2 separate regions of the Homo sapiens genome follow, and region 2 is linked to region 1. A link is an interaction called in ENCODE POLR2A ChIA-PET data of the cell type or tissue named here. Cell type or tissue: PC-9. All regions are shown on one strand.

Region 1 (5,000 bases):
TAGTCCCAGCTCTTCTGGAGGCTGAGGCAGGAGAAACGTTTGAACCTGAGAGGAGGAGGTTGCAGTGAGTGGAGATCACGCAGCTGCGCACCAGTCTGGGCAAAAGAGCAAGACTCTGTCTCAACAAACAGGGCCGAGCACAGTGGCTGACACCTGTAATCCCAGCACTTTGGGAGGCTGAGGCAGGTGAATCACCTGAGGTCAGGAGTTCGAGACCAGCCTGGCCAACATGGCAAAACCCCATCTCTACTAAAAATACAAAAATTAGTCGGGCATGATGGCGGGTGCCTTTAATTCCAGCTACTCAGGGGGCTGAGGCAGGAGAATCGCTTGAACCCAGGAGGCGGAGGTTGCAGTGAACTGAGGATCATGCCACTGCACTCCAGCCAAGATGACAGAGCGAGACTCCGTCTTAAAAAAAAAAAAAAAAAAAAGGCCTTTTATATGCAAACCAGCCAATTCCGAGCCCATATCCTCAGCCACCTCCTTTGTCTAATCCTTACACAATAAGCCGATAGTTCCTCTGCCCTAAATCAGCTCAGAGCCAGGCATCAGTCAACCAGAGGCCACCGCTATAGCCCAGAGCCAGCCAAAATTATTCAAACTGTGCAATCCTAAACTTGCTTGAACTTGCCAACCTAGCTCGCCACCCTTCCTTGTGGAAACCACAAGAAGAGCTCTGGGCCATGCTCTTCCCTGGCTCCTCCTGCCTCTTCACTAATGTAGTGTTTCCCTCTCTGGCCCTGCATGGCATCCAGTGCCTACTCCCTCTTGGAACTGTGGCTAGTAAACTTCTTTCAATGACAGTGACTCTCTGTATCATCAGTCACACCTATATATTAAATCCCAGGCACATTTTAAAACAACCTGCCTTATTAGTAAGAGGACTGGCCACTCCTTTTTAAGGCTTCCTCCTCTTGAATTGTCCAAGAGCACCTGAGGTCAAGAGTTCAAGACCAGCCTGGCCAACATGGTGAAACCCCGTCTCTACTAAAAACACAAAAAAATTAGCTGGACGTGGTGACACGCACCTGTAGTCCCAGCTACTTGGGAGGCTGAGGCAGGAGAATCACTTGAACCTGGGAGGCGGAAGTTACAGTGAGCCGAGATTGCACTACTGCACTCCAGCCTGGGTGACAGAGAGAGACTTTGTCTCAAAAAAAAAAAAAAAATTAGTTGGGCATGGTTGTGCATGCCTGTGGTCCCAGCTACTTGGGAGGCTGAGATGGGAGGATCACTTGAGCCTGGGAGGTTAAGGTTGCAGTGAAAAAAAAAAAAGAAGAAATGACTCTAAAATTTAATCTCTAGCTGGGTGTGGTGGCTCACACTGTAATCCCAGCACTTTGGGAAGCTGAGGCTGGCAGATCATTTGAGGTCAGGAGTTCGAGACCAGCTTGGCCAACATGGTGAAAGTCCGTCTCTATAAAAATGCAAAAAATTAGCCAGGCATGGTGGCATGCACCTGTAATCCCAGCTACTCGGGAGGCTGAGGTAGGAGAATCTCTTGAACTCTGGAGGTACAGGTTGCAGTGAGCCGAGATCGTACCACTGCAGTCCAGCCTGGGTGACAGAGCAAAACTCTGTCTCAAAAAAAAAGAAAAAAGAAAAAAAGTTTAATCTCTAGTTAGACACCCACCCCACTATACACACACATAAATATATACATATATGTGGATAGATAAATAAACAGAATCCTGAGTGTCTACTATGCTACTTATCCTTCAGATCTCAGTTTAGCTATCACTAGTGTAGCACTAAGCATTTTATATACATGTCTTATTTAACTCTCAAAACACACCCCATGAGATTGGTACTGTTCCTTTTTTTTTTCTTTAGACATAGGGTCTCACTTTGTCACCTAGGCTGGAGTGCAGTGGCACCATCTTGGCTCACTGCTGCCTTGACCTCCTGGCTTTGAGCAATCCCCCTTCCTCAGCCTCCCAAAGTGCTGAGGTTATAGCCGTGAGCCACAATGTCCAGCCTCTTCCCTTTTTGTAGATGAGAAAACTGAGGCACAGAGGCATGAAGCAATTTACTTAACTACTACACAGCTAGGAAGCAGTAGCACTAGGATTTAAACCTTGTCTCATGGAGTTCAAGAATTTGGAGTTCTTAACCCTTGTGCTTCCAGACTCCATACGACAATAGGGAAGCGGTTCCGTCTCTTCACTCTTCCTTCCATGTGCTGTAGGGCCTTGGACAGCTCTGTTTTCTTCACTCACTTTCAACTGCTCTGCACAGAGACCATCAGATGGGGTCAGTGACTCATCTCAGAGGATTCTTGCTGGTGGCTCTTGGCTCTAGCCCAATCTTGGGTCCAATTTCCTGCAGTGTTTCCTCGAACATTCAATAGAGGTTGTCCTGGTATCTTAGAGGAAAGAACCTCATTACAGGAAGTTGAAGATGAAGACAGCCTGACACTGACATGATATCTTTTTTTTCTTTTTTTTTTTTTTTGAGACTGAGTCTCTCTGTCGCCCAGGCTGGAGTGAAGTGGCGCGATCTTAGCTCACTGCAACCTCCACCTCCCAGGTTCAACTGATTCTCTTGCCTCAGCCTCCTGAGTAGCCGGGACTACAGGTGCCCGCCACCACGCCCAGCTAATTTTTTGTATTTTTAGTAGTGATGGGGTTTCACCATGTTGACCAGGCTGGTCTCAAACTCCTGACCTCAGGTGATCCACCCGCCTTGGGCTCCCAGAGTGCTGGGATTACAGGCGTGTGCCACCGCTCCCGGCCAACATGGTATCTTTTTTTTTTTTGAGACGGAGTCTTGCTCTGTCACCCAGGCTGGAGTGCAGAGGCGCTATCTCAGCTCACTGCAAGCTCCGCCTCCTGGGTTCACGCCATTCTCCTGCCTCAGCCTCTCGAGTAGCTGGGACTACAGGTGCCCGCCACCATGCCCAGCTAATTTTTTGTATTTTTAGTAGAGACGGGGTTTCACCGTGGTCTCGATCTCCTGACCTCGTGATCCGCCTGCCTCGGTCTCCCAAACTGCTGGGATTACAGGCGTGAGCCACCGCGCCCGGCAACATGATATCTTTAAGCATGAAAATTTTTCAAGTTTCCTGCTTTATTTTATTTTGTTAGAGACAGGGTCTCACTCTGTCACCCAGGCTAGAGTGTAATGGCACCATCGTAGTTCAAGGCAGCCTTGAACTCCTGGGTTCAAGCAATCCTTTTGCCTCTCAGCCTCTCTAGTACCTGGGATCACAGGTGTGCATCACCACACCTGGCTAGTTTTTGTAATTTTTTGTAGAGACGGGGTCTCACTATGTTTCCCAGGCTGGTCTCAAACTTCTGGCCTAAGTGATCCTCCTACCTCGGCTTCCCAAAATGTTAGGATTACAGGTGTGAGCCACTGCACTTGGCCCAGACATGCTTTATTTTTAATATCCATGCCAACTTTGCATTCTTCTGACTAATATATACCATTTTATTTTATTTTATTTTATTTTATTTTATTTTATTTATTTATTTATTTTGAGACGGAGTCTCGCTCTGTCGCCCGGGCTGGAGTGTAGTAGCGAAATCTCAGCTCGCTTCAAGCTCCCCCTCCCAGGTTCACATTCTCCTGTCTCAGCCTCCCAAGTAGCTGGGACTACAGGCGCCTACCACCACGTCCAGCTAATTTTTTGTATTTTTAGTAGAGACGGCGTTTCACCGTGTTAGCCACGATGGTCTCGATCTCCTGACCTTGTGATCCACCTGCCTCGGCCTCCCAAAGCGCTGGGATTACAGGCGTGAGCCACCGCACCTGGACTCCCATTTTAATTTATTATTTAAGAAAAAAGAGGCCGGGCACAGTGGCTTATGCCTGTAACCCCAGCACTTTGGGAGGCTGAGGTGGGTGGATCACCTGAGGCCAGGAGTTTGAGACCATCCTGGCCAACATGGCAAAACCCTGTTTCTACTAAAAATACAAAAAATTATCTGGGTGTGGTGGCTGGGCGCCTGTAATCCCAGCTATTTGGGAGGTTGAGGCAGGAGAATTGCTTGAACCCGGGAGGCGGAGGTTGCAGTGAGCTGAGATCACGCCATTGCATTCCAGCCTGGGCAAGAGAGCGAGACTCTGTCTCTAAAAAAGAAGAAAGAATGGAGTCTTCCTTACTAATCCTCAGGTAAACTGAGGCTCAGAAGAGGCTCCACGCTCCACTTGTTGTGCATAGCTGCTTTTCCCTGGGTGTGCATGTCACCCACAGTTGAAGACATGCCATCCCCAAGATGGCAGGATTTGTTTGGCTGGGAGCACATGGATGCTTTTCTCAGGAGAAGGTCTTCAGCTGTTTCCATGCATCTCTGCTACTAACCCAATTCCCTGGGGCCCCTGCCCCTCTCCTGCTGGGTGTTCTTCCAGCATCCTGTGTTCCTAACTCCACACCCCACACACTTTCCTCAGGTTACACCGTGACCTGGCTGCCCTCCCGGCAAAAGACTTCGTTGCTGGCCTCGGGAGCCCCTCGATACCAGCACATGGGCCGAGTGCTGCTGTTCCAAGAGCCACAGGGCGGAGGACACTGGAGCCAGGTCCAGACAATCCATGGGACCCAGGTGCGCCCAGTCCGAGGGCATCTGCAGACCAGGGACTGGCGGGACACACATCACACTCCCTTCTGTCCTTTGAATGCTCATCCACTTACCATGTGGCAGCCCCTGTGCTAAACATGATCACATTTATCCCTCATAACACACAGAGGTAAGCCCTGTCATCTCCCTCTCTAGTTTAAGAAACTGAACCTCAAAGAGCCCACCTTGTCTTAACGCACATAGACTAGGGGTGGATCCAAGATTGGAACCTGCATTTGAGGGAGTGGCACAAGATGAACACGGTACAGGTATCTCCCTGCCAACCCCTGCTGTTCCCACAGGCGCTTCCCCAAACACCTGCCTCTCCCCACAGATTGGCTCTTATTTCGGTGGGGAGCTGTGTGGCGTCGACGTGGACCAAGATGGGGAGACAGAGCTGCTGCTGATTGGTGCCCCACTGTTCTATGGGGAGCA
Region 2 (5,000 bases), 260 kb after region 1:
CTTTATATGGCTTATTCCCCTAAATCCTCTCCACAGCCCTGTGTGACAGACAGTATTTGTGTCTCTTTTTTTATAGATTGGCTCAAAGAGGTGAGATGACTGCTCTAGGGTCCTAATGCTAGGATTTGAACTTGGACAGTCTGACTCCAGAGTTAATACTCTTAACCTGTGGACCCACATGTCTGGTGGATGTTGTACTTTAAAACCCTTTGGCTTCCACATGTACTTTTCCCGTTTGTGGAATCATCTTTGCCTCTGCCCACTGCATCCTCTCCTTGGCTTGGGTAATTCAGGCTTCACTTTAAACCTCCAGGGCAGCTTAGGTCCCCTTGCTTTCTGTTCTCCCATCTTCTTCATTCACAACACGTCTTACTGTATTGTTATTTCTCACTTGCCTTCAGGTAGACAGTGAGCTCGGTAAGGGCTCATCTCATTTGCCACTTGGCAAATCAGTGCAACTTGGCATTCAAGAAATACTTGGTGTAGGAATGAATTTCCCAACAAAGTCAGTTTCAATTCGGGGCTGTTAAAATCTCCTGGAAGTGTGCCATGGAACAAGGTTCAGAAAGTACTGGAAGAATTGGTGCCCGAGTGGTAGAACAAACTAAAAATACAGACTTGAGCCAAGCGTGGTGGCACGCATCTGTCACCCCAGCTACTCGGGAGGCTGAAGGAGGAGGCTCACTTGAGCCTAGGAGCCCAAGGCTACAATGAGCTGTGATAGTGCCACCACACTCCAGCCTGTGTGACATAGCGACCCTGTCTCTAAAAATAAATAAATATAAAAATACAGACTTGGATAAAGTTTTGGAGGGCTCTGGACTTTAGAACTGTAGATTTGATCATGTGTCATGATGTGGAATCAGGGAAGGGTTTTAAACAAAGGACTTACCCATTATGTGCTTTAAGAAATCCCATAGCTCGCCGGGCGCGGTAGCTCACGCCTGTAATCCCAGCACTTTGGGAGCCCGAGGTGGGCGGATCACGAGTCAGGAGTTCAAGACCAGCCTGGCCAACACGGTGAAAGCCTGTCTCTACTAAAGATTCAAAAAATTAGCCAGGCGTGGTGGCACGTGCCTGTAATCCCAGCTACTCGGGAGACTGAGGCAGGAGAATCGCTTGAACCCAGGAGGCGGAGGTTACATTGAGCCGAGATCATGCCATTGTACACCAGACTAGGCGACAGGGCAAGACTCCATCTCCAAAAAAAAAAGAAAAGAAATTCCTTATCTCCACTTCTTCCCCTTGGGTTGAGTGATAGTTGGAGATTATAGGAGGAGGAAGAGGTTTGGGCAGATAGGAATGCAGAAAATTTTTTTTTGCGTATGTATTATGATGTATGTAAAAATACATAATCTTTCCATATGCATTATGATATATATAAAACTAAGGTAACAAGTTGTGAGGAGTGGGTAGGTTGGCTTGGATAGTGGGTAGGTAGGGTTGGAGGAGGCAAATGATATGGTGGAACAAGGACCTTGAAATCAATCCAAAACCCAGGTTTTCCTAGGAAGGCCACCAGGAGCCATGGTGAGCCAACTGTTGCGCAGGGATAGTGCCTCAGCAGGAGACTTGGCAGAAGGCAGACAGAAGGAAGATGGGAACACTGGTAGTCCTGGCAGCGTTGAGGAGGCTCCAGCAGAGATCCAGTGCTAAGGGCCCTAGAGGGGCTGGTGGCATCCCCTCAATCTTGGTCCTCTCTCCCCAGAGTTGTGTGGGACCCCAGGGTATCTAGCGCCAGAGATCCTTAAATGCTCCATGGATGAAACCCACCCAGGCTATGGCAAGGAGGTCGACCTGTGAGTTCCTGGTCTCCCCCTCCCTCCCGTGCTTGCTGTCCTTTGCTGGGTCTGCCCGTCACCTAGTCCCGCCTGACTCCAGTCTCTTTCCCAGCTGGGCCTGTGGGGTGATCTTGTTCACACTCCTGGCTGGCTCGCCACCCTTCTGGCACCGGCGGCAGATCCTGATGTTACGCATGATCATGGAGGGCCAGTACCAGTTCAGTTCCCCCGAGTGGGATGACCGTTCCAGCACTGTCAAAGACCTGGTGAGCGGGGGCTGAGAGGACAGTAGGGGAGGCCCAAGAGCTGCCCCTCATGCTCTGGGTCTCTCCTAGATCTCCAGGCTGCTGCAGGTGGATCCTGAGGCACGCCTGACAGCTGAGCAGGCCCTACAGCACCCCTTCTTTGAGCGTTGTGAAGGCAGCCAACCCTGGAACCTCACCCCCCGCCAGCGGTTCCGGGTAAGCCTGAGTGTATCAGGGTCTGGGCCCGTTTCTCTGTCCCATGATCTTTCCCCTGCACTAGAGCTCACCCTGCCCCCCTTCCCAGGTGGCAGTGTGGACAGTGCTGGCTGCTGGACGAGTGGCCCTAAGCACCCATCGTGTACGGCCACTGACCAAGAATGCACTGTTGAGGGACCCTTATGCGCTGCGGTCAGTGCGGCACCTCATCGACAACTGTGCCTTCCGGCTCTACGGGCACTGGGTAAAGAAAGGGGAGCAGCAGAACCGGGCGGCTCTCTTTCAGCACCGGCCCCCTGGGCCTTTTCCCATCATGGGCCCTGAAGAGGAGGGAGACTCTGCTGCTATAACTGAGGATGAGGCCGTGCTTGTGCTGGGCTAGGACCTCAACCCCAGGGATTCCCAGGAAGCAGAACTCTCCAGAAGAAGGGTTTTGATCATTCCAGCTCCTCTGGGCTCTGGCCTCTGGCCTCAGGCCCACTAATGATCCTGCTACCCTCTTGAAGACCAGCCCGGTACCTCTCTCCCCACTGGCCAGGACTCTGAGATCAGAGCTGGGGTGGAAGGGAGCCATTCTGAACGCCACGCCTGGCCCGGTCAGTGCTGCATGCACTGCATATGAAATAAAATCTGCTACACGCCAGGGAGAACAGGTGTCCTGTGTCTGTCTGGCTTGGGCAGGAAAGCCCAGAAGGTGCTCAGCAGGGTGCAGGGATGGTGCCATTCTGGCCCAGACCTTTATTGGGGAAAATGTTGGGGGTCACTTGGTCTTGCTCTTGCCTTTACCCGGAGGTAGCTGGAAGGGCCGCTCTAGTGCAGTCAACTTGCTGCTGAGCCTTTCCTCGCTGGCCTTGAGCCGCTCCTCCACCAGCCCCTGGAGCTGCTCCAGCTCTTTGTTCACTTGGGTCTTGATGTAGGCTCGGAGGACGTGGATGTGGCCTGCAGGGGCAGGGAAGAAGGGGCAGGGTGAGGAGAGATGCTGTCTGGCAATGGGGGGATGGTCCCTAGTTGGGCAAACAGTCCCCAAATTTCCCCTGGTGGGGATATAGAGGTAGCAATGTTGTTTCCCTTTAGGAAATGTTAGCAAGCCCTTGTGTGAGAGGTAGTTGGGTAGGGTGGCTATGCTGGACTTTGCAGCTTCAAATTCTGATCCCTACTCAGTAGCTGTGTGACCTTAGGCAGGTTATTTAACCTATCTGTGCCTCAGTTTCCTTGTATGAAATGTGGATAGTGATACCTAGCACATAGGATTGAGGGAGGATTAAATGAGTTAATTTATGTAAAATGCTTAGAGCAGGGCATGCACTGCACACCTATTGCCAAGTATGTGCTGGCTGTTATTGTCATTGGCTTTCTCTTTTTTTTTTTTTTTTTGAGATGGAGTCTTGCTTTATCCCCCAGGCTGGAGTGCAGTGGCAGCGATCTCAGCTCACTGCAAGCTCTGCCTCCCAGGTTCATGCCATTCTCCTGCCTCAGCCTCCCAGTAGCTGGGACTACAGGCACCCGCCACCACGCCCGGCTAACTTTTTGTATTTTTAGTAGAGACGGGGTTTCACAGTGTTAGCCAGGATGGACTCGATCTCCTGACCTCGTGATCCGCCTGCCTCAGCCTCCCAAAGTGCTGGGATTACAGTTGTGAGCCACTGCACCTGGCCTGTTCTTTGTTTTTTTTTAACTCTTAAGTTCTGGGATACGAGCAGAACATGCAGGTTTGCTACGTAGGTATACATGGGCCATGGTGGTTTGCTTTACCCATCAACCCATCATATAGGTTTTAAGCCACCGTCATTGGCTTTCTAATGATCATTTCTCTGGAGCCACTTCAGCTGTGCTTTTTGTTTGTTTGTTTGTTTGTTTTGAGACAGAGTCTTGCTCTGTTGCCCAGGCTGGAGTGCAGTGGCCAGATCTTGGCTCACTGCAGTCTCCACCTCCTGGGTTCATGCAGTTCTCCTGCCTCAGCCTCCTGAGTAGCTGGGACTACAAGCGCGCACCACCATGCCTGGCTATTTTTTGTATTTTAGTAGATAGGGGGTTTCACGGTGTTGCCCAGGCTGGTCGCGAACTCCTGAGCTCAGGCAATCCGCCTGCCTCAGATTGTGCTGGGATTACAGGTGTGAGCCACCACGCCTGGCCTGCAGCTGTGCTTTTATCTGTCATCTTGGACTTCTGCATAAGGGATCATTTAGAGAAAGGACTCTGACTAAAAACAAAAAGTCTGAAGTCCTGATGTCATCCAAACCCTTCATTCTACACCTGCTCAGAGGGACAGGGCAGCCTGCCCTCTCCAGATCCTCACTTGGCTCTGGCTCTGGTGGGGCCACTGTCTCTAGTTCCTCTTTCTGCGGGGTAACTGCCTGCTCCTCCATCTCCTTGCTTTCTTCTTTCTCTGCAAACCAGAAGCAGGAAGAGACTGTGGCCCCAGGCCTGGCCCAGCCCAGCCCTGCCCTGGCACTCTCCCTTACCCGTCTCACTCTCTGGCCACAGTTTGGGTGGCTGTAGCCCCATGTAAGTCAAAGACAGATCCAGCCGCACCTGGGAAGCAAGGCAGAGGGAGGCTGAAAGGAGTGCACCTGTGCTGAGGGGAGGGGCGGTTGAGGGTGGCTCCTCATGGTCCACCACCCCCTACCTGGGGTGTGAAGACGTATTTATAGAGCTTGAAGTGGCGGAAGTAAGTGTTGACCACGTAGTCTTCCAAGGCCAGCAGCTGTTCCTCTTTGAAGAGGTCGATGCTGAAAGGAGGCCGCTGTGGTGGTGACTC

The links. ChIA-PET counts read pairs that join two places held together with the same protein. Peaks named below come from ENCODE experiments on the same cell type or tissue, not always from the same donor. Only the 100,000 strongest peaks of a DNase experiment are listed, where the experiment ranks them.
Region 2: POLR2A ChIA-PET joins it to region 1 with 36 read pairs; 2 of 35 experiments call an interaction of 5 or more read pairs at or near these places.

Annotation. Positions count from the first base shown.
Region 1 is chr16:30,489,814-30,494,813 of GRCh38, forward strand. It overlaps ITGAL (integrin subunit alpha L), which reads left to right. Exons shown (of 31, transcript NM_002209.3): 12 at 4,399-4,550; 13 at 4,900-5,000. Among named protein-coding and RNA genes, the nearest start is that of ITGAL-AS1, 7.2 kb to the right of the region's middle. In PC-9, no CTCF peak of the experiment used is centred here; a DNase peak (open chromatin) is centred at 2,298.
Region 2 is chr16:30,754,474-30,759,473 of GRCh38, forward strand. PHKG2 (phosphorylase kinase catalytic subunit gamma 2) reads left to right here. Exons shown (of 10, transcript NM_000294.3): 7 at 1,709-1,799; 8 at 1,894-2,047; 9 at 2,117-2,242; 10 at 2,331-5,000. The coding sequence ends at 2,624. It overlaps CFAP119 (cilia and flagella associated protein 119), which reads right to left. Exons shown (of 9, transcript NM_001014979.3): 6 at 4,869-4,985; 7 at 4,705-4,774; 8 at 4,539-4,628; 9 at 2,950-3,181. The coding sequence ends at 3,003. Among named protein-coding and RNA genes, the nearest start is that of CFAP119, 5.1 kb to the right of the region's middle. RefSeq lists an enhancer at 4,450-4,549. In PC-9, no CTCF peak of the experiment used is centred here; no DNase peak of the experiment used is centred here.